Regions from separate parts of the Mus musculus genome. Here all the other regions are linked to region 1. A link is a loop called in an ENCODE intact Hi-C map of the cell type or tissue named here. Cell type or tissue: left cerebral cortex. All regions are shown on one strand. Each heading gives the region's core, and the rest is flanking DNA. Links, peaks and the distances in the headings are about the cores only. Region 1 holds the start of Gm33677 (predicted gene, 33677). Region 2 has its middle 37 kb from the start of Gm33624. Region 3 overlaps LOC115485728 (a long non-coding RNA gene).

Evidence for each region. Peaks named below come from ENCODE experiments on the same cell type or tissue, not always from the same donor. Only the 100,000 strongest peaks of a DNase experiment are listed, where the experiment ranks them.
Region 2: it touches region 1 in a loop (2.0-fold over the local background); 2 of 42 quality-filtered maps call a loop at or near these places.
Region 3: it touches region 1 in a loop (2.2-fold over the local background); 2 of 42 quality-filtered maps call a loop at or near these places.

What each region holds. Positions count from the first base shown.
Region 1 is chr10:119,045,080-119,055,218 of GRCm38, forward strand. Gm33677 (predicted gene, 33677) reads right to left here and starts at 5,420. Exons shown (of 4, transcript NR_152787.1): 1 at 5,269-5,420; 2 at 4,992-5,185. In left cerebral cortex, for the core only: CTCF peaks have their summits at 5,061 and 7,512; no DNase peak of the experiment used is centred there.
Region 2 is chr10:118,965,581-118,975,719 of GRCm38, forward strand. No RefSeq gene overlaps it. Among named protein-coding and RNA genes, the nearest start is that of Gm33624, 37 kb to the right of the region's middle. In left cerebral cortex, for the core only: no CTCF peak of the experiment used is centred there; a DNase peak (open chromatin) is centred at 5,067.
Region 3 is chr10:118,729,931-118,740,069 of GRCm38, forward strand. LOC115485728 (a long non-coding RNA gene) reads right to left here. Exons shown (of 4, transcript XR_003948963.1): 3 at 8,486-8,554. Among named protein-coding and RNA genes, the nearest start is that of Gm33439, 12 kb to the right of the region's middle. In left cerebral cortex, for the core only: no CTCF peak of the experiment used is centred there; no DNase peak of the experiment used is centred there.

The DNA.
Region 1 (10,139 bases), core at 659-8,658:
TAAATCCAACATGCATGTCACCTCTCCAAGAAATGTGTTTCCATGCCTTGCCCTCCGAGAAGGCACGGTGGGCTCACTGGGAATTTAAACAGCCTTTAATTGTGCAGATAGTGCCTGGATTCACGACTCCTACGGGAGTAAAATGAAAACGAGGCTCACTGTACGCTGGTGTCTGTCCAGATCCAGCCTGTTTGGAAACGGAGGCCCCTCCAGAGGAAAGCCAGCTGCTGAGCCACACACAGCCTACGCACTCGAACTTGAACTTTTAAATTTTGGGTTTCTTTTTGGTTCATTCATTCATTCGTTCTTTCATCCGTTGGTGGCTACATTCACCCCACGGTGCTCTTGAGCAGGTCAGAGAACAGCTTCGTGGGGATCAGTTGACTCTACTTCTTGAGTCCAGAGGATCAAATTTAACCCAGGGACAATCAAGCCCGGTGGCCAGGCCCTCTGAGCCACTTTGCCAGCCCTTGTTAACTCAAATTAACAAATGTTAATAGACGGAGTCTCCGTTGTGGGATCTTGCTGTTGCTGTTATGAAACACCACTACCAAAAACACCTTGGGGGATCAAAAAGTTTATTTGGCTTATGCTTCCACATCATTGTGTATCATTGAAGGAAGTCCGGACAGGAACCTGGAGACAGGAGCTGATGCAGGGGCCATGGGGGGGGGGGGTGCTTAATGACACACTCCTCATAGCTTCCTCAGCCTGGTTTCTTATAGAATACCCACAATGAGCTGGGCTCTCCCCCCATAAGTCACTAATTAAGACAATGCCCTACAGGCTTGCATACAATCTTATCTTATGGAGGCATCTCAACTGAGGTTTCCTCCCCTTAGACTTCTATCAAGTTGACATAAAACTAGCCAGCACAACTGACCCCTTGTCAGCTTGACACACCAACACATTACTATGAAGCCACACCCCCTCCTTTCTTCTTCATCTCCAAAATCACAAGTTAATATCAACATCATAATATAAAGCACTTTACAAAATTGAAAAGTTGCCACAGCCTCACAAAAATTCTCTTTCTCTCTCTCTCTCTCTCTCTCTCTCTCTCTCTCTCTCTCTCTCTCTCTCTCTCTCTCTCGGTTTTTTTCGAGACAGGGTTTCTCTGTATAGCCCTGGCTGTCCTGGAACTCACTTTGTAGACCAGGTTGGCCTCGAACTCAGAAATCCACCTGCCTCTGCCTCCCAAGTGCTGGGATTAAAGGTGTGCGCCACCACCACCTGGCTTTTTTTTTTAATCCAAAGGCTCTTTTAAATTTTTAAAAATGAAACTCCCTCAACTGTGAGCCCCTATAAAATCAAGAATCAGCTAAACACTTTCTTATTTCTAGAGAAAAGAACCAGGGTACACTTACAGTCCGTTCAAAGCAAAACCAAGCTCCAAACATTTAAATAACTCAACGTCCAATGTCTGGGATTCACTCACCATCTTCTGGGCTCCTCCAAGGGGATTGGCTCACTTTTCCAGCTGTGCCCTCGGCAGCCCACACAGCACCTCTTCTAAGCTCCATCAGGCTGCACTCCAAGGCTGCTGCTGTTCTTGGTGATCATCCCATGGTACTGGCATCTCCAGAATGCTGGAGTCATCTAATGCAACCGGGTTGCACTTTCACCAATAGCCTCTTCTGGGCTCTCTTCGGAGATCCCACAGTCCTGCCGCACAGTGCCAAGCCTCAGCTTCTTTCCATGTCCCATGCATACTTTCAAAGCCAGTACCACCTGGGTGACTCTGAAACTACCAAGTTCAGGTGCCAACATGAGGTACAACCTTGGCCACTCCTAGAACACAGCTTCTGTGTGCTGGCCCTGAGGAAACATTTCCCAGAAGACATCACCTTCATGATGCTGGCCTCTTCTTAATCACAACTAATTTTCCTGCCCCAGGTGGCCAGCTTCCCCTGTGCTAGCAAAGCAAAGGTTCTACTTTAGTGGTCCTGGTCTCTTATTAATCACAACCAATTCTTCAGCCCCAGATGGCCAGACACCATAGATTCCTCACACAAATGGCCCAGAAGAGCTTTTGCTTCCTTCTGAAAGTTTACAAGCCAGGCCTCCATCTTCTGCACTGCTCTCAACATTTTTATCTTCCAAGCTCTTACAGAGCAGCCTACTGAGTTCTCAACACTCAATGGCTTTTCTACCTCAAAGTCCCGAAGTCCTTCCACAGTCCTCCCTAAAACAGCATGGTCAAGTTTGTCCCAGGAATCTCCCATGATCCTGGTACCATGTCTTAGGTCTATCTTAGGGTTCCTATTGCTGTGATGAAACACCACAGCCAAAAACAACCTGGGGAGGAAAGGGTTTGTTTGGCTTGTGTTGCACATTCATATTCATCAGTGAAGGACTTCAGGGCAGGAACTCAAAATAGGGAAGGAACCTGGAGGCAGGAACTGATGCCAAGGCCATGGAGGGGTCCCCACAGGCTTGCTCCTCATGACTTGCTCAACCTGCTTTCTTGTAGTGCCCTGGACCACCAAGCCAGGGATGACCCCCACCCACAATGGGCTAGGCCCTTACCCATCAATCACTAGTAAAGCAATACCCCACAGACTTGTCTACCGCTGGATCTTATGGAGTCATTTTCTCAGTTGAGGCTCCCTCCTCTTCAATGATTGCTTGTGTCAAGTTAACACAAAACTAGCCAGCACAAAGGGGTTGCATGCTTTTCCTCTAAATGTGTTAAGGGTTGGTCTTGTGCACTGTGTATTCAGTTTCTGACTTCTGTTCCCAGAGATCTGGTTATAGTCCGGACTCTAGCATTGTCATGATTATTGAACCATCTCTGTGTCTACCCCGTGTAAAGAATGCCTCCCAGTTATTTCTGATTGGTTAATAAAGAGCTAATCAGGCTATGGTTAGGCAGAGGAGATAGGAAGGCTGGACTTCCAGTCCCAGCCAGTGGTCCCAGGAGAGATAAAGAAAAGAAGAACCATGAGGAAAGGAGGTAGAGAGACGACGAGGAAGGACACGAGGCGGAGGATCTAAGAGGAGTCATGATGAGCAGGGAGCCAAGAGATTTGCCACCAGCAGAGCAAGCCAGGGAAAGACTCAAACTGAAGGTAAATGACCTCAAGGCTGGGAAAGAGATGGTTTGGAGGGTTAGAACTGATGAATATTTGCCCAGTCATAGCGCTTAAAGCTCATTAGTAAACTTAGTAAGTCCTTGGGTCAGTCATTTGGAGCTACAATGGGAACAGATAAGGCCCATGCTTATATTACAGTCTAGAACATCGTGAACACTGATTTTATTCTGTTAAGCAGTCTTGATCTACGAAACTCTGCAGGTGACATTCATGTTACAGACATGTTACAGGCCATGCTAGGTCACTAAACCAGCCTTAGTGAGAACCGTTCCTTCTTCTGTTGTCTGGCACAAAGATTAATTTTGTTATTGATTAGTCAGCATAGCACTATCTATATAGGACAAGTTAGATTGTCAATTCCCTATAGGCAAATATTATTCCCACAGTAGTCTGTGCGCTGTTTGTTGTTGATGATGGAGATATCTTTAGTATTTTACTAAGTACTCCCATCAAAGAGTATTTTAAATTTTAATTTAATTTTGTAATTTTATGTGTACGAGTGTTCTGTCTGTATATGTGTACAGGCACACATGAAGGAATTCCTGGCTCCTACAGGGGCCAGGAGAAGATTTCAAATTCCCTGGAACTGGAGTTGCAGATGTTTGTGACCTACCATGTGACTGCTGGGAAAGAAATCCAGGTATTTTGCAAGAGCAGAAAGTACTCTTCACCACTCAGCCATCGCTCCACCTTACCCTCTAAATATTTTAAAAGAGAAGCCAAGAACTGTGTATTTTCAGCACTTGGGAAGTGGACACAGAAGAATCAGAAGTTCTAAAAGGACAACCTAAACCCCATTTGTCTCCATGTAAGGACCAGGCCTGATTTTGAAAAGAAAGTTTTAAGTCACCAGCTCTGGGAACAGACCACAAGCCCCAGAAACTAGGCCGTAAGATACCAGCTCCAGGAACAGACTATAAAATCCAGAAACAAGGTCATAAAACCCCCTCCCAAAGAACAGCCTGGAGATAACCACAAAAATGGGGAAATATCTTATCTCAGAATGGGCCATCTGTGCTGGGCTGCCCTATCTCGTCCTAGAGTTAAGCGTTCATGGCACAGGAATGCAGACCTCTGACCACCTAGTACAAGCCCATCAGACGCTGACCCCTGTGTCCTCCCTCCCCAGCACCAGCACCCACCCATGGAATTTTAGATTACCTAATCCATTCTCTAAGTATAGAAGAAGTAACTGTAGCCAATCAGAGTTATACTAATGTCACTGCTTTGGCCCCTACCAATCACATTAGAGATTACCTAATCCTTCTAGAGAGTTCTCCTGGTCTTCACACCTTTGTCTAGGGTCGCTGTTTTGTAAAATAGTTCACCTCCACACTCTGGCTGTTTCTGCAGAATAAACATTCTTTGTCTTTGTATAATACTGAGTGGGGGGGAGGGGGTCTTCCCTCAGTGATTTTGGGACCCTGAGAGTTCAAGGTCTTCCTCAATGACACAGTAAATTTGAGGTCGACCTAGATACACACATGACCCTGTCTCAAAAAGCAAAAGATTTAAAAGATTTTCTATGGTGTGTCAATAGAGTCATGGGAGACTCGGCTCTCTTTTACTTTTAACGAATATTAGTAGAAAAACCATCAAACCCAAATAGCAAAATGGGGCTCGGATTCGGCTGTAAAGACAAGAGGATATTCATGGCATTATCTGTAATGGCTTCCATCTGCCTACCACTCCTGGTTTTAAAACGTGACAGGGAGACCTCCAGGATGAAATGTACAAATTCCCTTTTCCATCCGAAAAGGGGCATGGATGGGTCTTCTCTGGGGTACTCCAACACAAGGCAAGTAGAGTTTATTTGTCGTTTTTAGAACTGTGGATTCCCTGGCATCCCTCAGTCTCACTAATATTAACTGAAAGTATAGGAATCGAAATACATACCAACCGCCTAGGAGGACACAGGAGCGTCTTCTCTGTCTGAATATAGCTGCACCTTACTTGTTTGCCCAGAGGGGGCGCATGAGCACCCACTTGTCGCACCACAAGAGAGCAAAACCACAGGCTTTAGATACAAAGATGGCCCCCTGACAATTGACTTGGAGAAAGGGGATTTCGGTTTCTCTTGGTGAGTTTGCCTGAATAGGAAGAAGCCAAATGAAGTAGGTAAAGACCTCACTTGCAAGAGCTTTTCTGAGCGTTCACTTCAAAGGACACCAACCTCTCCTTCCTTCCTCTACCCTTGCCCATTCCCACTGCAACCACATCGAGTGGCTGGCTACAAAAATAGCCCATAAAGAGTGGTTGGGAAGTGAATCCGATGCCCTCAGGCACCGGCTGGTGCTCGCTCCCGCCCCATGGTTTAAACGTCTTGATGACTCAACGGTTCCTGGGCTTCGTGACCCTGATGCCACTGTTCCATTTCAGAGCCTCAGTAAATAAGAGTCATCACCCCACGTTCACACCAGTCCTCGTCCCTGGGGAGGCTGTCAGGTCCCACGCAGAATTTCATCCTAGTGATAGCAACTTAGGAACTGGAATCTCTAGGGGTTGTTGTTGTTGTTGTTGTTCTCTCTCTCTCTCTCTCTCTCTCTCTCTCTCTCTCTCTCTGTGTGTGTGTGTGTGTGTGTGTGTGTGTGTGTGTGTGTGTGAGAGAGAGAGAGAGAGAGAGAGAGAGAGAGAGAGAGAAAGAGAGAGAAGGAGAGGGAGGTGGAGAGGGGGGAGAGAGAAAGAGAGAGAGAGAGAGAGAGAGAGAGAGAGAGAGAGAGAGAGAGAAGGAAGGAAGGAAACAATTCAGACAGATATAACTTTTAACAAATGCAATCACCATTACCTGGAGGTGGGGAAATAAATCACTTATCAGTCAAAATTTTGTCAGCCGGAGCCTATTTAAATGGGAAAATATCGACCTTTAATTCTTAAAGGACGCTCCATTTTTTAGGTATGTGTATATGTCCGTGGATCTATGGATGGATTTGTGCACATGGGTGGGGGTTCCTGTGTGGTTACAGATGTCATCTCTTGGATCTGGAGTTATAGGGGTTGTGAGCCACTCAGTACGGGTGCAGGGAAGCAAGCTTGGGTCTTTTGGGAAACAAACATGGGTATATGCTCTTAATCACTGAGCCAACTTTCTAGTCACTACCCTTTAATTGTTTAATGGATATCGCTTAACTATTTGTTTTAAAGTAATAGTATTAAGTCTAGAAAATGCAAAGACAATTATAAATTCTTTCACTTCTTTGATGGAAAACATGAGGCAGGAAGAGGCAAATAATTTGTTCAATGACATGATTCCCGTTTTCTTTTGTAATAATGCACCATTGACTAAGTCAGAAGGATACCGTTATGTACGTTTTGTGAATAAGCTCATGGATCTTTTATGTGAATCAGTGAAATCCACACCAAACTCTAGGTCTTTCTTGAGGGAAACCTCCTGCCTGCCCTATTCTTAGGTCTGGCGGCTGATGGAGCAAACAGGCATGAGCTGCCCATGTCAACAGGGCAGTGGGGAGCAATGCTGTCCCGCCACACAAAGAGAAACTGCAGACCAAAAAAGAAGGATTCTTCCTGGATCAAGCCTTCCTGGAAAATTCCACTTTAATCCTTGAATCAAAGGAAAAAAAAAAAAAACCGCTGGAGCCTGGCCCAGCCTTTAAGTACAGCAGCTCTTACCCAGGGCATCTTGAGATCCCTGCAGGTAGGAGCTGTGGAGTCAGTCAGCTGATAAACTAGGTCTTGCTTCAAAGGAGTGCAGTGCCAGCCCTGGTGATTTCTTGGTTCTTCCAGGACTTAGGGAGGGCTTTGAGGAAGAGAAAAGACAAAAGTGCTGAACTTGGAACTATTCTGGGGCTAAGCAGCACATGAAGAACAAAGGAGGAGTGCCCAGTCTGCTCTACAAACTCCCAGTCTCTTCTACAACCCCCAGTCTCTTCTACAACCCCCTAGTCTGTTCTACAATCCTCCGTCTGTTTGTTCTACAACCCCCCAGTCTGCTCTACAACCCCCAGTCTCTTCTACAACCCCCTAGTCTGTTCTACAATCCTCCGTCTGTCTGTTCTATAACCCCCAGTCTGCTCTACAACCTCAGAACGTATGTGGCTTCCTTTTCTATTTGTGCTACATTTTAAAAAGTGAATTCGTGGGGTAGGCGCACATGTGGACGGTAGAGGACAGCATGTGGATGTTGGTTTCTCCTTCCACTGTTGTGTGTATTCCAAGTTTCGAACTCAGACCCTCAAGAATGGAGGCAATGCCTTTGCTCACTGAGCCACCTCACTGTCCCCAAACCTGCAGCTTCTCGCTTTAGTAGTTTCCATTCAGAGAAGTCCAGAAGGTCCCCACACCCTCAGTTATACCATTTTTCTGAGCATCCCAGACAACTACACACATTTAAGCAGAGGCTGCCATGCAAGGATGACTAGAAATCCTGCTCATTGTTTTCTTTCTTTTCAGCACTTCCTGACCTTTCCCCTAGTGGGCAGAAATATTCACTTTGTCTGTAGAAGAATTCCTGTTGTTATGACTGGAGGGCAGGGAGAAAGAAGTTTTGTTTTGTTTTGTTTTGTTTCTTTCACAATGTTTATTTCCAAGCAGATTCCAAACAAAAGGCAGATCAGGAGTTTAGGCTAAGACAGAGATCTGCAGGCAGGGAGGACTGCCATGGTCTAGCTGGCTCCTGTCAGGAGCATGAGTCTACACTTATTTCTCTCCTCACAGCTGCACAGGGAAGCACTCCAGTGGCAGGTCACCACATATCTGCACAGATGACTTTCCCTCCGCTGGAAAATTCTGAGCCCATCATTACTGTTCCTTTTTCCATAGTCATAGATGTTTCCAGAGCCTGCTTTCCACCTCTGGAAAGGGAAGGCTGGTCTTTGACCCTCTGAGGGTAGCAAGAATGAAGAAATCTAGCAGTAGGAGGGGAGTGGAGTCCTGTGGGAAAGGAAGACGTCAATGCCTAGCCTGGCAAATAGTATATCCAAATGACAACCAAAAGGATTGGATTCCAGGCTTAGTGAGAGACCTTGTCTTGAGAGAGAGAGAGAGAGAAAGAGAGAGAGAGCACAATAGAAGACAACTTTTGTGTGTGGATTGGTGGATTGCTGCCCTCGACACACATATGAACGGGGGAGGGGCACACATGTGCACATATGAGCACTCCAATAAAAAAACAGAGATGAAAGGACACAACAAAAAGAAACACACATACCTTAGTAAATACTCAAGGATTCTGCAAAGATGCTTGCTAAGTGAGTTGGGATCCAGGGGTGCCACGGGGGAGCCCGTGGCAGAGCAGCGCTGTGTACCTATCAACCATTCCCTCGTTTGATCTTTACAACGACTCAGTGGAATCTCTGGGCACGGCATGGACAAGGGAGCATTTGGGGTGCTTCTGACCTTGACCATTTGGCTGTACTATCTCACGACCCCACATGCTTAAGAGAGAACAAACAAGAGACACATCCTTGAATATCCTATTGCCTGAACTATAGCTGTCCTTCCGACACGTTCTATTTTGAAGAACTAGGAGAGCGACATTTTTCAACTGGAACTTGAAAATCTTCAAAAAGCTAGGTGCATTTCCCCTATTCTGTGTGCTAAAATAAAATAAAAAAAAAAAACAGAAATCTATGAATAGGAGTGGTTTAAGACTGTGTTTCTAAGTCGGGTAGTGGTGATACACACCTTTAATCTCAGCACTTGGGAGGCAGAGGCAGGCAGATTTCTGAATTTGATGTCAGCCTGGTCTACAAAGTAAATTCCAGGACAGCCAGGGCTACACAGAGGAATCCTGTCTCAAAACAACAACAATAAAAACAAAAAAAACAAACAAACAAACAAACAAAAAAAAAAAAAAAAACCCAAAACCTGTGTTTCTGAAGTTGGCTAATACGCTTATTTAACGCATATTTATGCGTGGTAAATTCTCCTTGTCCAATCAAATAAAAACTTGAGACTTAGGAATGATCTCTTGAGGAACCGCCAACGGCCTTGCTTGGGACTTAACTCCCTTTGAGGACATAAGGGTGACATTAGTTACTTTTTCACTCAGTACCGTGACGAGATGAATGACTGACAGACAGATGCCGCTTTACGGAAGGAACAATTTCTTTTGGCTCGGTTTCCGGGCATTTCAATCCATCATAGCCCAGAAGGCATGGTAGGGTGGCTCTCTCTGAGGCAAGGGGAACATGGAGAAAGTTCTGTTCACGGGCATCCAGGAGGAAGACGGCAGAACCTGAATCACTGGCTGGGCGGAACCTTCAAAGGCCACTCCCACCCCTGATGGGACCTGCCTCTACCACCCAAGCCCCACCTCCTAATAGCTGCACTCTCTCTCCAAATAGCGTTGCTGTCTGGGAGCACGCTTTCAAAACAAGAGCCTGTGCAGGCTTTTCAAATTCTAACCTTAACAGGAGACCCAAACCTTATCCTTATAGGGAATTGACCTCTGCTCCTTCCTCGGGGAACCCCAAGAAATCCTGAGGTGCAGTTGCCTGTGAAGAGATTTAAGAATGAACGGTTAAACCCTTTATTGGCGATCAAGTCCTCCCCTATCCAGGGGGGGTTGCTGGACAATTCCCTTTCCATCCTGTTATGACTGGTTTTGATGATCATCAACTGGACAGGCTCTAGAACCGCGGTGGAGACTAGCCTCTAGGCATGCTTGTGAGGGATTCTCTAGACCAGGTGAAGTGAGAAGGGAAGGCCCACCCTAAAAGTGTGTGGCACCATTCTCTTAGCTGGAGTATCAGACTGAATAAAAAAGGGAAAGCCAGCTGAGCAGCAGCCATCTTGCCCTTTGCTCCCTAACTGCAGACACAATCCTGGCAGCTTCGCGGCCATGATTGACTGTCCCCCTCGTACTGTGGGGTTAGACAAGCCCTTCCTTCCTCACGACCCTTTGGTCAACGGTATTTTTCATCACAGCAACGAAAAAAATCACTAAGATAGCAGACCATAAACAAGGACAGAAGTTCTCCTATGACCCCCTAAGACAATACAGCTGACCCCTCGTTTCAATACCGTTAATGTAACACAATGAATGATCTAAGCAAATTGACAGAGTCTCGAGGTTAGTCTGATTTT
Region 2 (10,139 bases), core at 642-8,641, 80 kb before region 1:
TGAGACAGATACACAGGGTCTTTGCAGAGTGACTTCAAGAAGCTGAGAAGGGTAAAGGGAGACCGTGGCAGTAAAAAAAGACAAAAGAAGAATATCTGTGGTAGATTAAGGATCCAACCTATAAGAAAGCATAATTCAATTGGTTGGGACACAATTTCCCATTCCAAGCCATCCTTCTAACTCAAAAATTATAAGAATTAAGCAAGCAAGCAAGGGATGAGAACCACAAAAGATGACAGAGAAATACAAGAGAAAAATATAGTTGGAGAAATGGAAACAACAACGAAAGCTCCAGAATTTCAAGTAGAGAGACAGTAGAGAGAGATGAGAGCGTAGTGTCATGTCTACTGTGTGCCAGGATCTGATGGGGGTGGTGAATGCATGTTAACACACTGAAGCTTCCCAAGAGCTGTATGACGTGAGGAATATTGATTTTGTGCTGTACCCAGGAAGGATCCTGGGCTCTAGGACATCCAGGTAACTGGGCAGAAACCAAGGCGCTCTAAAGGAACAAAGCCTAGGTTTCAGCTTGCACCTTGACTTGAGAATGCAACATTTTTCATCCTGGTAATAGACTGCCTACAACTTGTTAGTTTCTCCTCAGGTTCAACTGTTTCCCTGACCCTGTGTGTCACCACGGGGCCAGTCTTGGGCAGCCAAAACTCCACTAGAAACTGGATTGAAATTTTTCATCTAGTTTCACCCAAGTCATTGGAAGTTCCTAAAGGACCAACTCTGAACTTCATCTTGTTAATTTTTATTAACACATTTTAAATGGACACTATAATTGTAAATGGTTGTAAGGTGCAGAGCGCCATTTTGAAACATGTACACTGTGTAAGCAGATCAGGGTTCACTAAATGTTCAGTTCACTAAATGTTTAGTGAGATTATCTATCAACTCACACCTACTTCTTTCTGTTGGAAAGATTACAAAAAAAGTCTTAGGCAGTTTGAAGCATCTCATTTGAAATGAGCTCTGTGGCTCCTTTGCAAAAGCACTGGATGAAGACAGGTAAGCAGTAACATCTTCAATGGAAGACTCATCCCAACCCCAGAGACTTTGCTAGAGGATAAAAAGAACCACATACTTTGGGGCATGATAGCAGGTGAGAATAATACAGCATCACTCTACGTCTGAGAGACCGTGTTTTCAGTCCAGGTTAGAGTTTGCCTTTGAGAAGAACTGGTATGGATTTGCAAGTCAGGATGCAAGAGGAAGTAGTTGCTATTTCCAGAAGCAGTTGCAAGCAGATGTTGGGGACATTGAGTGAGTCCCTGTAGCTTCCAGAGAACCCCCCCCCCCCAGAGCTACCTGCTTTGCTCCAGCAGACAGACAGTTGGAGACATTTCTCTAAGACGGGTAGAAACTATAGTGTCTTAGAAAATCTTCTATTTCCATGATAAAAAATGTGTTAGATCAACCACTTAAAATAAGGAACAGTTAATTTTGGCAAATTATTTAAGAGATTTCATTGAATGATGTCTTGACCCTGCTGCTTTTGAACATTTAGTGAAACTCAGTGTTATGTCAGAAGAATATGGCCATGAGACGCTGTTCTTCTTATGACAGCCAGAGAGAGAGGAAGAGAAATGAAGGGGAGGGAAGGACAGAGGAAGAGCAATAAAAAGAACTAAGGTCACCAATATTCCTGTAATTCATCTCTGGTGGCCTACTTCATCTAAGTAGACTCGCCTCCAAAAATGTCTCCTACTTCCCAACAATGCCATCAACAGAGGAACAAGTCTTCAATGCATGAGTCTTTGAGGAACACTGAAGATCCAAATTATAGACCTTGGACTTCAAGAAAGAGAAAGACCAAAACCCTACAGGTGAGTGTAGCCTCTTCAAATAGTGTATCAGCAGAAATAATTTCTTTACCAGTTCAAGAAGCCAAGTGCACATCGTACCATTGCCTCATATGTCATAGCAACTATGGAATTGTGTCTTCCTCAGTGAGATAGGTAATTACCCAAGATAAGAAGACTTTGAATAAAAAATCCTCCCAGAGGAGCTGTAGCTGTGCTTGAGGCTACTCAGCTACTGAGTTTTAGAGTTAAGATTCAAATCTAGCTCCATTCACTATGTGTTTTAAAAAGAACTGGGAAAAACAAAAACACAAAACATTAAGCCACTGACTCCAAAAGTGGTAACAACACAGACCCAAAACCCTTAAGTATAATGAATGCGAATGAAAAAGAGAAGAAATTAAATACAGAAGATGAGAGTACGATCAATAGCTTCCAGCCAGAGTGGAATCCAATTCATGGGACAGTGTAAAAATAAAGCAGCAGATGCAACTCAACAAAAATGTTCTAAAGTGGGATGGGAAGAGATGGCTCAGCACTTAAAGTGCTTGCTAAGCAAGAATAGGGACTGGAGTTGAGAGCCCCAAGACACATACAAATGCCGGGTAGGGGTGGTAATCCTCATGGATTTCCAGCCTTGTAAGGGAAAGACAGGTCCTTGGAGCAAGCTGACTATATTGATACAAAAATATTGATATGAACTATAACCTGGTAAGGTTGTTGATAACCAAATATTAATTCATTAAAATAAACTTCAAAAAGTGAAACAAAAGTAGTAAGCCAACTGATAAGAGTAGGAGAGAAATATTTGAAACTTGCTGTCTCTCCATCATCAATACCAAGATCATCCAGCAAGATCAACAAAGAAACAAAGCTAAATCCTCTTTCGTAGATAATTCATATACCAAAAATGCACATACAGAAAAAAAAAAGATTGTGATTTTCCTCCCATACTTAAGACTTCCTTTAAAGAATTAAACATTGGTTACCATTAAATCTGATAATTTTGAGACATATTTAATACCAACTGGCAGATTTTCCTTCTGATGATGTCATAACTAAGACGAACACTTCTGTAGGTAGATTGTGTAATACCAAAGGAGAGGCAAACAGAAAGGGAGAAAAAGTCAATACAGGAAGAGAGCAATGGCTGGGCCACCAGTCTCTAGAAGAGACTGGGTGGAGTTTCTAAGTGACCTTCCAAGATGTCTCTGTCTTAGTTTCTTTTCTGTTGCTATGAAGAGATACCACAATAATTAAGGCAACTAATTGAAGAAAGGGTTTATTTACATTTTCAGAGGGTTAATGTGGTTGCTTGAGTGAGAAGGGTGAAGAGTGAATAGGCTCATATACTTGAATGCTTGGTCCCCAGTTAGTGGAACAGTTTGGGAAGGATTAGAAGGCGTGGTCTTGGTGGAGGAGGTGTGTCACTGGGTGGGTGGGCTTTGAGGTTTCAAAAGCTCACATTATTCCAGTTCTCCCTCTCCCTCTCCCTCTCCCTCTCTCTCTATCACCTTGTGAGCATTGTCTCAACATGTAAGCTCTCAGCTATGGCTCTAGTACCATGCCTTCCTGCTGCTGCCATGCTTCTTGCTATAAGGGTAATGAACTTACCCTTGGAAATTGTAGGCATTATCCCAATTAAATGCTTGATTTTATAAGTTCCTTTGAAATGTGTCTCTTTACAGCAACAGACTAAGATAGTCAGAGTACATGACCATGACGGTGAGATATGTGACAGTTAGCAGACAGGCACAGCATTGAGCCAGTGGGTAAGAACACATATCTTACGATACAACCTCAAGGCAGAAAGTCAACTAGGAATGACTGGAGTTTTGAAACCTCAAATCCTGCCCTTAGTGACACACCTCCTCCAAGACCACGCCTTCTGCTCCTTCCCAAAAGTTCCACCAACTAGAGACCAAGTATTCAAATATATGCGCTTATAGGAAAATTCTCATTCATACCCACAGTCTCATAAAACATGTCTTTGAACTGTCTATCTTGGGCTGAAACAGAAGCATGCCTGTGTTAGCTCCTCTCATCTTTTGGGGGTAGCTTCCAAGTACCTCTTGCTTTCAGGCTGTGGGCATATGAGTGCTGAACTCCTGGTGATCAAGGACGCCCCTTGGGCACTGCTAGCAGCTGTGTGAGTGTCTATCCCACATTTTCACATTGAGTGCCTAACACACTCTGAGTGACAATGTCTGGAGGTGAGGACTTCACGGTAGTTAGCTTTTGATGAGTTCACAAGAGTGAGGGCCCCTTGGCAGAGTGAGCATCTTTTTAAGACAAGAGGAAGGAGGCCCTCTCTCTTTCCACCACTTCTTCTTTGCCATGTAATGATACACAGAGAAGGCAGATTTCTGAAAGTCTAGGGGAGAGGACTCACTACTGACCTAGACCTTGATCTTGAGGCTTCTGTCTCCAGGATCGTCTCCTATCTAATCTACCCTAATTAAAACAGGGAGGTACCAAAAGATACACAGTTGTGCTCTGAGAGGAAGCAGTGTCCTGCACTCTAACGTGGTGTTTAGGAAACCTACAGATAAAATGCCCATGACATTCATGGATAGAGTTAGAGAGTGCGATCAGGTGATAGCCTTATTGAAGCAGAGCCTAAAAGATATCCAAGGCATGGATGCAAATGAATTCACCTCAGCACAACCTGGCAAAAACCTACACTTCTTGACACTGTTCTATCCTGTGTTCTGATTGGCTATTTATCTTGTAGGTGTGACTTGCCAGCACAAGTGTTATGCACAGTAATAAACCATATATATGAAAGTACCATAATCAACTGAACCAGTTTCCAGTTGTTGGATACTGTAATTGCTTTCAGATTACAAACAATGCTCAAGGGCACACACACACACACACACCCCACACTGCATCTTTGTACATACATATATTTGTTCGCAGGGACATTTCCTACCATTTGAGTCAAAGGCATTTACATATATATTATGTATATGCCTCACATATGTAATTTAGTTATATTTATAATTTATATATTTATAATTTATTCATGTATACTTATACATATATATGAGCTTTTAATGTTCTTGGTAGTGAAAAGGTGTTCTCTGGCCGCTTTTCCATTTCTACTCTGACAGAAACACATGGAAGCCCGTTGTTTTCAGCAGGATGCATTTTTACATTGGTGTAATGCTTGCCAATTTAAGCTAAAAGGGACTTTTGTTCTAACTTGCATAATTGTCGAGCCTTGAGAGCAGTCGGGTATTTTTGTTTGCTTAAAAGGCTTTTCTAGGCCCTCCTCTGTAAATTGCTCATTTGCATCTGTCGCTAGGTTTTTCTCCCCATTGTATCTCAGGTCTTTCTTATTAAGGAAATTCACCTCTTCTCATGGTTCTTCTGGAAACAACGCCCTGTGTGACGCTTGCCTTTGCGGACTTCCTCTGTGACCGGATTTAGAATCTTCAAGAGGCAAAAAAAAAAAAAAAAATCCCAAAGTGGGACAGTCCCAGCCCCACACTTGCCAAGTTCTCGAATGCACTTGAAGATCTATGGGCAGATCCACATCCCCAATTGCTGTCACCCTGTGGGCATCGGGCCCCCAAGCGTCCTGGCAGAGGCTGCTACCCATCACCGGTGCCTCTGTGCATGTGGTCTCCCATATCCTGTCCATGTCAGGTCCAAGCACAGAAGCCTGGAACCCTCCTCTAGCCTGTGTCTCTCCCCTTCCATGAGGGCCAGGAGTCTGCCCTAAGCTCGTCCATGCTCAAACTTCCTTTCCTCTCCTTGGAGCTGCCTGGACCTACTGTAGCAATTGCGGCTCATCTTCCTTTCCCTCCCGAGGGCTGTGGTATCAGGGGCTGTTTTTAGCCAGCTTCTCTTTTCTGCTTCATTTACACCCTGATCTCTGTGCTAAATCTAAGGTCTTCTGGTGTCCAGACATTTTTTACTATTAGCTCTTCCCTGGATTTCTCTACATCTCAATCATATTATTCAAATAAACCCAATATACCTTTCCTTTTATAAGCCTACATTTAAAGAGCAGCCAGATGGCTGTATTTCTGTTCCTCTATGTAGCCAGTCTCGTTTCTAATATACCACTTTTTTATCCCGTAGGGAAAATGCTTCCTACGAAGTGATCAGTAGTCTCTATTTTCATCCACCTGTCTCCAATCCCAGTGCTGATGCAGGCGGGAAGATCCTAGTTTTAAGTGGAAGTCACGTACCCCCTAGCCGTCTCCAGGGAACCTGGTTATGGAGGTGTGCCTGCCCTCTGAGCCACTTGCTCAGCTTTGGGATTGGGAATTAATTAGTTGAGTTGCTTCTCCATGTCCAGCAAAGCTGGTGATATGTGTGCCGTGTAATAAGAGCCCAACTTACTTGTCATTCATGAAATCAGCACCCATGGGTGGGAGAAGATTCTGCACGGCTCCTGAATTGGAAGCTGGGTGTGAAGCGGTGTAATATATTGCACACCGAGAGTTGATTAGAGGTTGTGGAATGTTAACGTGAACACGAACCCTAGAGACCAGCCCTGTGAGTCCAAAATGTCTGGTGTTCTTTGTGCACCTCTTTCATTCTGGATGTTGCTCAAAACATGACAAGAACTCACAGTGGGGTGTGCTAACCGATTGCCAGTTACCTCTGACTCTAGTCAGCAGCTCAGCCTAACCTGGAACTTGGAAGAAATACAGAATTACAGAATCCAAACATGACTCTTAAGTTGGTGGTGGTGGTGTGGTTTGGTTTGGTTTGGTTTGGTTTGGTTTCTCAAGACAGGGTTTCTCTGCTTAGCCCTGGCTGTCCTGGAACTCACTGTATAGACCCAGGCTGGCCTTGAACTCAGAAATCCACCTGCTTCTGCCACTCAAGCGCTGAGGTTAAGGTGTGTGCCACAATCCCCAGCCTCTAAACCTACCCTTTAACAAGACTTCTGAAAGATTTAGTTTGTACATTAAAGTTTGATAGGCCACATAAAAACTAACTTTTCAGCCCTCAAAGGGAAACATGCACGACACCGGCGAAATTTACTAAATCTGGAGGCGGAGGCTTCATCTGCTTCGCCTGATACACAGGATTCTTTCCTTGGTGTTTAGCCTTCCCTGTTTGCTTTAGTTCAATGCACAGGTGCAGTGTTTTTGCAAAGGAGCCACAAAGCTCATTTCAAATGAGATGCTTCAAACAGCCTAAGATTTTTTTTTTTGTAATCTTTCCAACAGAAAGAAGTAGGTGTGAGTTGATAGATGCTCAGTTCCCCTGATCTGCTCACACAGTGGACGTGTTTCAAAATGGCGCTCTGTACCTCACAAACATTTACAATCACAGTGTCCATTTACGTGTTAATAAAAATTAACAAGAGGAAGTTCAGAATTGGTCCTTAAGGGCCTTCCAAAGACTTGGCTGAAACTGGATGAAGATTTCCAATCCAGTTTCCAGCAGTTTGGTTGCCCAAGACTGGCCCCAAGGGATAGCTGCCCTGGGGCCAGGAAAACAGATGAACCTGAGGAGACACTAACAGGCAGGAGTGAAGGCAACCCAGCTGCCTTCTGGTCATAGCTCCTTTCCTCCCTCTCAGAGAAACGGTGGGAGAGACTGGGCAATCAGAAGAATCCCACTCATATAGTTTTGGTCATTAATGACAAGCTGGAAAACAGAAAATAAGAATTCTCCACCAAATTCTTCCTTATATTTAACAACAACAACAACAAGTACCTAAGATGCCGGGCAGTGGTGGCGCATGCCTTTAATCCCAGCATGTGGGAGGCAGAGGCAGGTGGATTTCTGAGTTTGAGGCCAGCCTGGTCTACAGAGTGAGTTCCAGGACAGCCAGGGCTACACAGAGAAACCCTGTCTCAAAAAACCAAAAAAAGAGGTACCTAAGAACCAAAACTGAAGACTGAAGAGATAGAAAACCCAAGTTGATTCGGAGTCAATAGAAAAAGTTACCCAAATGATAAAACCCCTAGAAGTACCCTGGTCTCAGATATTTCATAAGGAAATCCTTAAAGCTTTTGAGAAATCAATAACTGCAACACTATTTAACGTCCCCCAGAACACAGCAAGAGGGAGAGGGGCTATGAAGAGAAAGACTTTTCCTGCCAAGTCGAGAGAATGCTTAGACAAACATCTGACCCAGATAACACCCAGACAGAGAACACAAAGACTGCTCATGAATATGGACGGGGAAATCCTAAGTGCAGTCTTCACAGCTATAATTGGGGAGTGTATTAAAGAACATTACACTTAACCAAGTGACAATTCCAGAACATAAGGGTGGCTGTCCTAAGCCGCATGTTGATATAATTTATAAATCATATGTAGTACATTAATAAATAGGTTATGTTAATATTATTGATGTATTACTAATAAATATAACATATTAGTAAATATAATTAATCATATTTATAGTCATGTAGAAATAACAAAAAGTTCAGAGCACGGAAGGGTATATATAATTGAGCTTAGAAAATGGGAAGGGAAGGGGGAAATGTTGTAATTACATTATAATATAATCTCAAAAACAAAATGGGGAACTATGTAATAAGTTCAAGGCCTTACATGTTGGAAAGTATTAAATAAAGCTCAATCTATTCTTGATTTAAAAAAAAATCAAACCACATCTTACTGAAGTACAGCTAAGACACCATGTCTGCATTGAAATAGGCCTCCTCACTAAGGCTAAAACTATGCCAAGGCTACCCAAGGTGTTAGTGTTTGCCAGGCTCTCAGAAAAGACTATCTTGAAATAAATAGAAAAGATATTTTTTCATAAATGGAAGAAAATATTTTTGGTGATAAGCAGTTAAAGATATATTCATTGAACTTTTCCATACAAAATAATATCCAACTACAAAATAAAAAAGATAATACTTCATTTATAATAACACCTGGTAACAATGATTAAATATCTAGGAGTAAGCTTAATAAAGTGAATTTCACTAAAGGGCATAAAAGCAACCAAATTAAAAGGGCTGTGTGTCTTGTTCATAGGCAGAAATTTCAGTGTTGAAATGATTTTAAAATTCTGTAATCAATATATGAGAGTGGCCCAAGCTGTAACCAGTGCACGGGTAAACACTTGGAAGTTTAAAACAAGACAAAAAGAAAAAAAAAAGTCAAGAGAAAAGATAAACTGTATGTGAGTGCACGAGTAACTCTCTAAGTGACCCACACTACAATACTAAATCGGATTATCTAAGAACTCATGGATAGTGCTTTTTCAAAACAATGCTTTTACAGATCAACATGAATGCTAAGCAGAGGTAAGATATCGATGTGCTGAGATCGCTAAGATGACTTTGGAAGGATGTGATGTGTTAGCATACTTATGGTCCTGGAAGTGGGAGGATAAGAGGCAGGTTAGAGAGACAAGCATATTCAAGAGGAGAAGCCAGGGTGGGATTCAAAAGCAAAGGCCTGAGCCTGCTAAGGCAAGCCAGACCTGAAGAAGGCTGAGCTCCTGGAGGGAAGAAGCGGGCCGGGGAGCTGGGTCGGAAGCAGCTGGGTCGGAAGGAGCTGGGTCAGAAGGAGCTGGATCGGAAGCAGCTGAGTCGGAGGTCCTCGGGCAACAGAGCACCCATCTACCCTGCTTGCAGAAAATAACTATTCTTCCAGCCACTCAAATTCCCAGAGGAGCCTGCACGGCAGAACTGCAGACTGGACTCCCGTAGACCCACAGGGGTAGACCAGAAAGACACAGAAGATGGAGATTAGAGGTCGGAGGGCGGGAGGTTGGAGGTCAGGGGTCAGCTGATCAACTTGCTACCAGATCTCTCTTGGAGCCATTTTAACCAAGCAGAGGCAACTAAAGACTTGAAGTGATCAATTACCTTAAGTACAGCTCAGAGCCTCTGCTCCCTGATGTGTAATGAATTCTTGCTGCTCTGACTCGGCAGCCTGTGATAGCTGCTTGTGGACTTTAGTATTTTGAATCTACAGAGAACTTTAATTTTGAGCTCTGTTTGTGATGTTTCAGATGTGGCAAGAACTCGAGTCTAGTCAAAATCGGTATCAATAGGTCCTTTTTTATCACTACCACTACCAACACAAGAACTAGAAAAATAACATTTATTTATTTATTTTTATGTTTTTTATTTTGTATGTATGAAAGTAGTGTATGGGGGGGGGGGAGTAGGGAGTGCTCACTGTGCGCATGTGTGTGGAGATAGAGGCCGAAGCCTTCCTCTGTCACTGTCTCCTTTATTTTTTGAGACATAGTCTCCTACGGAATGCAAGAGCTTGCAGTTGGTAGGTACAAAAGGCCCCAAGAACTAGCTGCTATCCCCATGCTCTGGAGTTACAGCTGTGTAGCTGCCATGTGTGGCTTGTATGAGGATGCTGGGGGGGGGGGGGAGG
Region 3 (10,139 bases), core at 1,347-9,346, 310 kb before region 1:
TGTTATATTCAGTCAAATATGTCTTCATCTGGAAAATTTGAGGTCTGTGTTAGAGCGCACAGAAAAGATCAGAGCAGAATGTGTTCACCTACCGGGTGAAGCTCCAAAACGGGCATGTTTCCTTTCTTACTCCAAAGGAGCTACAATTATATAAGCTAGTTCACATTACCAGCTATTTGAGAAGGGTCATAGTTTAGGTGGCTGAAGACTTAGATGAATAAGTCATCAATGGAAATTTAAAAAACATATTTAAAAACCCTATGAGAAGCAAGATAGTTTGAATAGTCACCAGTAAGCGTGTACCTTAATCGATGATTCTGACTAGTCATAAGGCGCATTCAAAGCCTTGGCTTTCTTCTAAATAAAATTCCAATTCTACTTGGAATTAAAAATATCTAGGACCTAGAATCGTTTAATTTTTCTGACACGCTCCACTTAAACACCATAATATATGTCACTTTGTTATAGCTAGAACACATATATGCATTTATAGTCATATCTTTCATGAAGAAAATGTGTAATACCCTTTCAGCTATGGGAATATTTTTTTTTAAAAATCCCAATGCACTTATTAATAGTGCATGTGTTTTGTCCATGGAATCCAGCAGCTGGAAATATTTTCAGGCATAATGTAGTCTAAAGTCACACCCAACCTCGCAATTTCCCCTAAGACACCCCGCACAGATGGTTACCCTCCCTGTCTACACTGCCCAGGATCAGGACCCCTCTCAGGAAGTGGCTCATCCGCAGAGGGACAACTTCAGTTGTTGTAGAGCTTCCTTCTTAGTGAGATGCATGTCTCTATGAAGCTATTAGTCCATGGCACTCCATCTGTGGGACTGTCTCGTAAAAGGACGCTTCTCAACATCTGTTGATTGCTTTCTTTCCTTCTTCCCTCCTTCTCTCTTGTCTGTTGAAGACAGGCCTGCCTGAAACTCACGGTGTCCTGCCTTAACCTCCATGTCTTTCAGGTCTGCACCACCTACTAGATGTCAAGACAAAGGAAAGAAGGAGAGCCCACGAAGACTCTAGATATCAGAACAATGACGTAAAGACATCTGGATGCCTCGAAAGGCAAGTGGCTTCTATCACCTTGATACTCAGCAGACAGAACTACAAAGTCCAAGTTCAACTCAGTAAACAACTAAACAAGAAATGATATAGGAGAGCTGGCCTGGTAAAATATATACAGAGAATCTCCTCGATTTCTACGTAGACTTCAAATCCAAGGCTACACCTAATTAAAAATAATTAGTAGGGAACTACATAGGAGTCAGTTGTGTGGTGTGGCTAAAAATGTCTGTACAATCCTAACTTGATAATAATAGAAATCTAATTAATTTCCTATATCTTGTGAGATTTGCACTTTTTAACAAAAATAAACCATGATCACAACACATCTCAGAATGCTGTCCTAGAGGTCTTTGGGCAGAATAACTGTGCCCATAAATGGTTAGAATGACAGAGGGTCGGAGAACCCCATCAGATATGAGAATAGAATCACAGTCAAAGAAGAGTACAGCCTATGCTGTAGAAGACAAGATGGCCCCAGACTCTTAGAAAGGACCATGGATAGTGTGGAGGATCAAACCCAGGACCATGCTTTGCTAAGAAGGAGCTTTAGCACTGAGCCACACTCTCAATCCAGGAAAGGACATTTTAATACAGAGATTTTGTGGCTGCTCCGTTGAGCATATGGAACTTCCAGAAGTAGGGTGTGCAGGAACTGTCAGATACCTAGGATGGAAGTATAGCTGGAGAAAAATGCTCTTTGAAAACAGAATCAAACACTCATTGAATGTCTGCTACGTGGCAGCTTCTGAACTTAGAGCAGTCATGAAACGAAGCGCATTTGTATGTGAGGCTATAGCTGCGGGTTCCCCCATCTAATTGAGAGGTGGTTGGACTGAAGAGATGTTAGTTTAGCTCTGAGATTCTGAGATTCCATGGTGTTCTTTATGTACTTGGTCTATAATAGTGTTCAGACTTGGAAGCATTGACAAATATAACTTTATAAAGTACGTCTGGAGAGAAAGGCTTTGTATACCATTTCATTCTTGAGTCAATGTACTGAATGCCTATTATATTTTGAGCACGAAAGTGCCCCTTGAAGAATAGCCTATCTCGAGGGGTTACAACCTGTCATTACAACCATCCTTTAAAGTCGAGTACTTGGGCCAATTCAGAGCCACACAACCAATAAATAAGATGTCCCCGTAATTTATCTTCCAATTCAGGACATTTCAGAAAGTGGAAGGGATGCTATTAATAACCATGCCAGGGCTGTATGTGTAGAAAGGGGGCTGCCTAGACAAATGAGAGCCACCAGTCACACTCCATGGCAGAGGGAAACCTAAGCTTTCCAAGAAGAATAAATCCTCTTTAAAATTGAATGCGCAGGCTTGACGCCCACGGCTCTGTCAGAATGGCTTGTCTTTCTCCATTTTCATAGAGTACTGTGACCCATCTTCTCTATTCCAGCACTCTATCACTCTTTACCAAGAGATGGTTCTTTTTTTATTTACATTTCAAATGTTATCCCTTTTCCTAGTTCCCCCCCTGAAAATCCCCTATCCCCTTCCACCTCCCCCTGCTCACCAACCCACCCACTCCTGCTTCCTGGCCCAGGCATTCCCCTACACTGGGGCATAGAACCTTCACGGACCAAGGGCCTCTCCTCCTATTGATAACCAACTAGTCCATCCTCTGCTACATATGCAGCTAGAGCCATGAGTCCCACCATGTGTTTTCTTTGGTTAGTAGTTTAGTCTCAGGGAGCTCTAGAGGTACTGGTTAGTTCATATTGTTGTTCCTCCTATGGGGCTACAAACCCCTTCAGCTTCTTGGATCCTTTCTCTAGCTCCTTCATTGGGGACCCTGTGCTCCGTCCAATGGATGGCTGTGAGCATCCACTTCTGTATTTGTCAGGCACTGGCAGAGCCTTTAGGAGACAGCTTTATCAGGCTCTTGTCAGCAAGCTCTTGTTGGCATCCACAATAGTGTCTGGGTTTGGTGGTTGTTTATGGGATGGATCCCCAGGCGGGGCAGTCCCTGGATGGTCATTCCTTCAGTCTCTGCTCCAAACTTTGTCTCTGCAAGAGAAGGTTCTTTATCCTGTGTTCGTGGGACAGTTTTATACTTAGCCAAGTCTAGTGGTAAAAGCTCACCATATAGAATTTGGGTGCTGCCTCTAAGGCCATGGTCTATTGGTGAGAATGAAGCCAACACCCAGAGAAAGAGAAATGGAGGATGAATTAAATAGAGAACCCTGCAATGAATGGCTGGCTCCGTTTTCAGTTTACCGGGTGCTTCAATGTATACTGTGATTTTGATGACCAAGTCTTCACATTGCATAAGATGCATTAATATTCTCCCAATACTTTCCCCTTTTTCATTCATCTACCTTCTTTCAGCTATGGTCATCCAATTCAAAGTGCCCTGAGTAACTCAGATGGGAAGAAATGTTTTAAATATAAAAAGACGTCTTTCTCAAAGTTTCTTTCCTCCAATCCCCACCTTTGGCTCTGTTCTTGTTTGGTTTTTTTTTGTTTTTGTTTTTTAGGAGATAAGAACTCATTTAAAAAGCAGTTGTTCAAGGTTAGCAAGAGAGGGAACACAGTGAAATCGATGTCTCATCTCCTGTACAGCGCGTACATCTTCTTCGTTGGCTTTGGCTTTCCTTTTGACCTCTTTGACACGAGTTTCAGCCTATGTTTGTCTCGCTTTTCTAAACATTTCTCCACATGTTTTAATAACACCTCTACCTTTGTTAATTGCCAAAATGTAAGTAGTAGTATCTTCTCTGAATATTCTTTCTAAACAATTACTTAACCCTCGTGACACCAACCAATACCGCCAGAGTAAAGACTGCCTTTCAGTTTCTTTTTTGAGCTCCTAATGTTTGACTCCAAATGTCTGTCGGGCACTTTACACTGGATGACCTTTAAGCCGCTCAAGCTCAATGTTCCCCAAGGTCAAGTTAATTTTCCCCAATCTCAGCTGGATTTCTGGCATTTTCATTTTCCTCAAATAGCACTGCCCATAGCCCCCGACAATTCTCAAAGTTGTATTTACCCACTGACGTCTTAGTTCAGGTCTTTGTCTTTCTTGCTTTGACTATTTCACTTGCTTCTTTCCTCTCTTCCTTCCTTCCTTCTGATAGCCTTCTTCTATGACTCCATCATCATACTCCTTAAATACAGTCAAGTTCAAGCCCCTTCAATAACTATAGGGTAAAAAAGCAGTGTTCAATTGTCCTCAGTCAGGCATGTGAAAAGATCTCTCATCTAGCCTGGGCACACTCCTTGAACTTGTCCCAATATTTCTTCATCTGTCACATAAGGAAGAATGACCAACCCAATAGTCTGCCCCCTTTTTAATGGGCCATAACCTATCGTCTTTTGGTGCAAATTGGTAAACTCATGCGGCCTCTTCCTGGTACTTTTGGGTAGTGCTTCTTTTGGTTTCTTTAAAAATGAAGATGTCATGCCATCCATTTACATGGAAAAGGCCACAGAGAGTGCTGTGGGCAACAACTCCAGATGAGCCAAGCCCAGTGGTGAGCTAATGATGTTGTTTCAAAATAATCCTCAGCAGCTATCAAATCCTGCTGCCCATCTGAAATCAGACGATACTCAGACATCACACTGTATCTGCTTTTCTGCCATCTCATCTCCTGGCCCAAAAAAATTAATGCACATAAGCAAATGGTTCTTGATCTATATCACCAAGCTTAGTGTAGTTTTGTTACAATGTAACTGATATACTGCATTGTAACAGCAGTTGTTATCTGCAATGCTAAATGTTGCTTCTTAGTATCTGCCAACGTTTGTCCTGAACTATAGTCTTCCTCTCTCGTTTTCACTGAAACAGAGTCTGACTCTGCAGCTCAGGCTGACTTTCAACTCACTGTGTAGCTTAGCTGTCCCTTGGATTCCAAATTCTATCTCAGCTCTGCCCGCAGTCACTCAGCAATGGAATGACTGATGTCTTAGTTAGGGTTAATAATGCGTCAACAAAACACCATGAACAAAAAGCATGGGAGGAAAGAATTTATTTGGTTCATACTTACATAGCACTGGTCATCACTGAAGGAAGTCAGGACAGAAACTCCAACAGGGCAGGAACCTGGAGGCAGGAGCTGATGCAGAGGCCATAGAGGAGTGCTGCTTACTGGCTTACTCACTATGGCTTGCTCAGCCTGCTTCTTATAGAACCCAGGACCTCCAGCCCAGGGATGACCCAACCCATAATAGGCTGGGCAATCCCACACCAATTACTAAGTAAGAAAATGCCCTAGAGCTGGATCTTATGGAGGCACTGAAGTTCCCTCCTTTCAGATAACTCTAGCTTGTGTCAAATTGACATAAGACTCTCCACCACAACTGGTGTGAGTTACCCATTGTCTACTGTGGGACTTATCTGAGTAGCAGGAAAGGCTTGTCATAGGTTCAGAGGTAGACGAGAGAGGTGTTAATTTGACTCCTACTCAAGGGACTTGGCAGTCTATCGCTCTAACTGTCATAGAAACCCAGGGAAGCAGGCATGATGATCTTCACTTTAGCTCAGGGCCAGCAAGTTTCAATAATTTGGCAATTTTACTGGTAACTGGCAGAATGAAGAAACAACCCAAGTCTGGTTGGGTTGAATATACTTCTACCACATCACACTGTCAGAAACCCACCCCCTCCCCAGTCTCCAGATACACAAATCCACAAAAAAAAAAAAAAAAAAAAAAAGGTCTGGTGGGTAAAATTTCCTACCTCATTCCTACCTCAAATTAGATCCCAATGACTTTAAGCATAATGGGACTTTGTCTTCCAGTAATAAGCAGAACACCTAAAGACAACACAGTAATATTCTCACAATATGTCCCCTGGAGTTTGTCAGTGTAACACAAGCTATAGACATCTGAAGGGGAGAGCAACACGATTGAGAAAAAAGTTCCATAGGATCCAGCTGCAGGCAAGTCTACAGAGCATGCTCTTAGTGATGGGGAAGCGCCCAGGCCATTGCAAAGGATGCTGCCCCTGGGCTGGTGGTCCTGGGTTCTAGGAAGGAAGGAAGGAAGGAAAGAAGGAAGGAAGGAAGCAAGCAAGCAAGCAAGGAAAAGAAAGGGAGGGAGAGAGGGAGGTAGGGAGGGATGGGGAGAGAGAGAGAGAGAGAGAGAGAGAGAGAGAGAGCAGGCTGAGCAAGCTATGAGGAGCAATCCAGCAAGCAGCACTCCTCCATGGTCTCTGCATCAGCTCCTGCCACCAGGTTCCTTCCCTGCTTGATTTCCTGTCCTGACTTGCTTCCGTGGCGGACTAAGATGTGGAAGTGTAAGCTGCATAAACAGTTTCCTCTTTCCTGTCTAGATTTTGGTCATGGTGTTTCATCACAGCCATCGTAACCCTAAGTGCTTCAGGACATGTTTGCTTAAGGGCAGGTTGGCCTGGAGCAGAGGACTGGAGAATAAGAGAAAGGAAACAGTGTAGAAAAAGTCCTGGGATGGGCTGGTGTGATGGCTCAGTGGGTAAGAGTACCCGACTGCTCTTCCAAAGGTCCAGTGTTCAAGTCCCAGCAACCACATGGTGGCTCACAACCATCCGTAACGAGATCTGACGCCCTCTTCTGGTGTGTCTGAAGACAGCGACAGTGTACTTAGATATAATAATAAATAAATCTTTAAAAAAAAAAAAAGAAAAGAAAAAGTCCTGGGGAGAGGATGGAAACGTCTCAGGCTGAGGTCAGAGGAAAGCTCTAGAAGGGCAGCCTGTGATCTAAGACAATGGCCCTTCCCTGGAGATTTGGTTGGGGTCAGATCCTAGTGAAGATCCAAGGTCCGGGACAGCCTTGCTGATAACACAGACAGGAAGCAGAAGCTTCTCCTTTGACCTCTACGCTCAGAAGAGGTAACAATGAAGCTGGCCAGATTCTGTTCCACTTTCACTCATGTTAATTTGTGAGTATTCTTTTTAATTACTTGTAAATTGATTCTTATTTTTTCATGGTTGTCAGAAAATTCATGTACAGTGAGATTCAGGATCAAATTTTGTTTCCTTTCCCCTAAATCAATATATCTTAGTGAAGTGTATTGATCAATATTTCTGAAAAAGCAATAAGGGGTTGTTCTATATGCATCTCTGGTCCAGAGCTGAGCTAGTGCAATACCAAATATTCTGACAGTTCCACTGAGTAAGTCTTAGACCCTGGGCCAAGCTACCACAATGCTGCCAATGGAAAGTAGAGGCTTTTGGCAAACTCTAGTGTGTCTAGATCCTTGACTTCTTCCCTCATCTGTAAGTCACTTGTACCCTGTACATAAAAGAAACAAGGTCATGTGTTTGGAAGTTGGTTTCTTAAGCAAGAGTTCAGGGGTGTTGAGCAAGGTCTGGCTATGCATGAGTGAGCTCTTCTCCTGCTGAGGACTCATTCCTCAATCTGTCAGGGATAGTTAAGTTTCTGTCCCATCTGGAACTTGTTCTATCACTGAAAGAAAGTGTGTTGTTCTTTCACATACATGTTCACATTAAGCTTAGATGGTTTGTGCCATGTGCCTTTAAATACCAGATAAAACACGACAGAAAACACAGACTGCAGTGTTCAGCCATTTAAGCTCCGTCATACCAGCTGCCGGGTGACAGCTCTGCTCTTTGCCACACTCTACAATCAGACAGCTTTGGGTCCCCTGAGATGACTTGATCCAGAGGACAGAATTCAACTAGTATGCTCCATCATCTAGTTAACATTCTCTCAGTTGACACGAGTGTGTGAAGCTTTGCTCCTGTGGCAAGGACTTCACCAGCCCGGAGTCACTGAGGGAAATGGAAGTATCAGACACTTGCTTGTCCTTGGAGCCAAATAACTGGGAAGGGAAAAAAAAAAGAACTCATCAGAACCCGTAAGATCACAGTCTTCTTCTCGAAGAACTCAGGAAGAGAACCAGCCTAGAGCATCGCAGGTGTACACAGGTACCTGCCTATCTTACACAATGGTCAGAGAAGGCATCTCTGGGAAGACAATGGAACTCACCCTGATCTGGAGAGGTACATGCCAATCTCATGAACTGGTAGACATCGAGGTTTCTGGGCTAGAGCTGGAAAGAGCAAAGGCCCCTCCCTAAGCAGAAACAACAGAAACAACGTGACATGCTTCAAGCACCATGAGGAGAAGACAGATGGAGCAAAGACTTCAAAACTACATAAAACAAAAAAAATTCAAGAGAAGTAACAAGCAAAACAGGCAAATCCATAGTCATTGTTGAGACTTGACACTGTTGGAGACTTTCCATAGAACCTAGTGATTTAAAGCAGCAAGCACGCATGCTGGGTTTCCCGAGGGGTAGTTGGCATAGCTAGCTATGTGGCTCTAGCCTAGGGCCCCAGTACACTGCCTTCCACATAACAAGGAGTACTGTCACCATTGACATCAGAGGCCTGTCTCAGTGTATGAGGGTCCCCACTCTCGCACCCTCAGTCCTCACCAGCTGGAAGTAAAAACTTACCCACGCCCTGGTCAGTGGGCCACTTGGGTGTCTGCAGACTCTGCTCACTGGTCCCCAAGACGGGTCAATCTGAAAGAGAGAGAAAGTAAAAATGAGTCTTTAGAAACTACACGTTGCCACTTTTCGCAGATTCTTTTCATTAAAACCAAGTCACTAAGTCCAGCTCACACTCAGAGGGAGGAAAGGAAATGTAGCGAAGAACCTGTAGCCATGACTTAAAATCATGATAGTCATGTGAATCTCTAAAGATGCCCAGGCAATGATCTCAAGACTGCCATAGGAGGGTCGGCTTGCAAAGAAGGGCAGGGGGCTGGCTGCAGACAGACACTGGAGGTCACCAACATAAATGGTATTAGTTGTTAGGGCACTGGATAAAACACACACACACATACTCTCTCTCTCATACACACACACATACAAACTAGATGGATAGATCAATCAATAGATAGACAGATAAACAGATGGATGGATGTATGGATGGATGGACAGATGGACAGACAGACCAACAAAGACAGACAAACAGACATACAGATAGATATAAAATAGAAGGTCCAGCCCTGAAATCTAGGGTACCCATTTTCAAGTAAAAGTCTGGTGAAGGAAAGAAAATAAGTCAACAAAGATGAGAAGGGAACCATAGATATTAACATGGAAGGAACCAAAAAAAAAAATGACATTGAAACACAGAATTGAGCATTTTGATGACTCTGATTAATATGATAAAAGCGATGGTTGATAGCACCTACTGAGCATTTTCTATTGCCTGAGGCACTGTTCTAAGTTCTTCACACAGGTTAGCCTTTTGGCCCGATAAATGAAGGTGAAGAGTTTGGTTCCCTATGTACAGCTGGAAAAATTCCGGGAAAGTCAGACAACCACTGGGTGCTGGAAGGGGAGAGGAGATTCTGACCAACGTGAGTCCCCATTTATGCCCACTCTCTTGTAGACTTTAGATTCCACTCTTCCAACAAATACTAATCAGATAGCAGGTATGATTGTAGACACCGAAGGCTTTGGTGGTGGTTGAAAAACTAAAGATGAAATCCACCCCTACCCCCTGGTGGAATGTAACTTTTGGCAAGAGAGATGAATAATGAGATGAATACATAAAGTGTATTCGGTGGAAAGACTTGGTAAAGGTAAACTGACGAGTGAGAAAGCAAGAGATCGGGAAACGTGTGCAGAGTGCTCTGGGAGTAATTTTAGAGAGGCGACTTAGAAAGAAATAGAAAGAGGGACACTCAGTAAAAACCTTCAAGAGAGAGATGAGCCACAGGAGCCATACAGATACCCAGGTTGGGGTAGGGCTTTTCAGGCAGACAAAGCTAACTTCAAAAGCTCTGGGCAAGAATGTGCCTTGGGAAGGAATAACAAGAGACCCCAAAAGTGGTCCAAGAGGGGCCAGAAAGGAGGGTCTGGAGAGGGCAGAGAGAACAGATGGGGTCTGTTTGGCCAGCAGAGGGTGAACCTTGACTTTTATCCCACATCAGACGGAGAAATGTTGGCAAGCTTTTGAGCTAGGAGAGCACATGTTCTGACTTAGGTGCCGAGCTGTTCATTTAGCTGGAGACTCGAGAGAAGCCAGAACAGTAGCTGGGCCATCTAGGAAGCTACCACAATAATCTAGTCAGTAGTTGTCAGTGACTTGGCACGA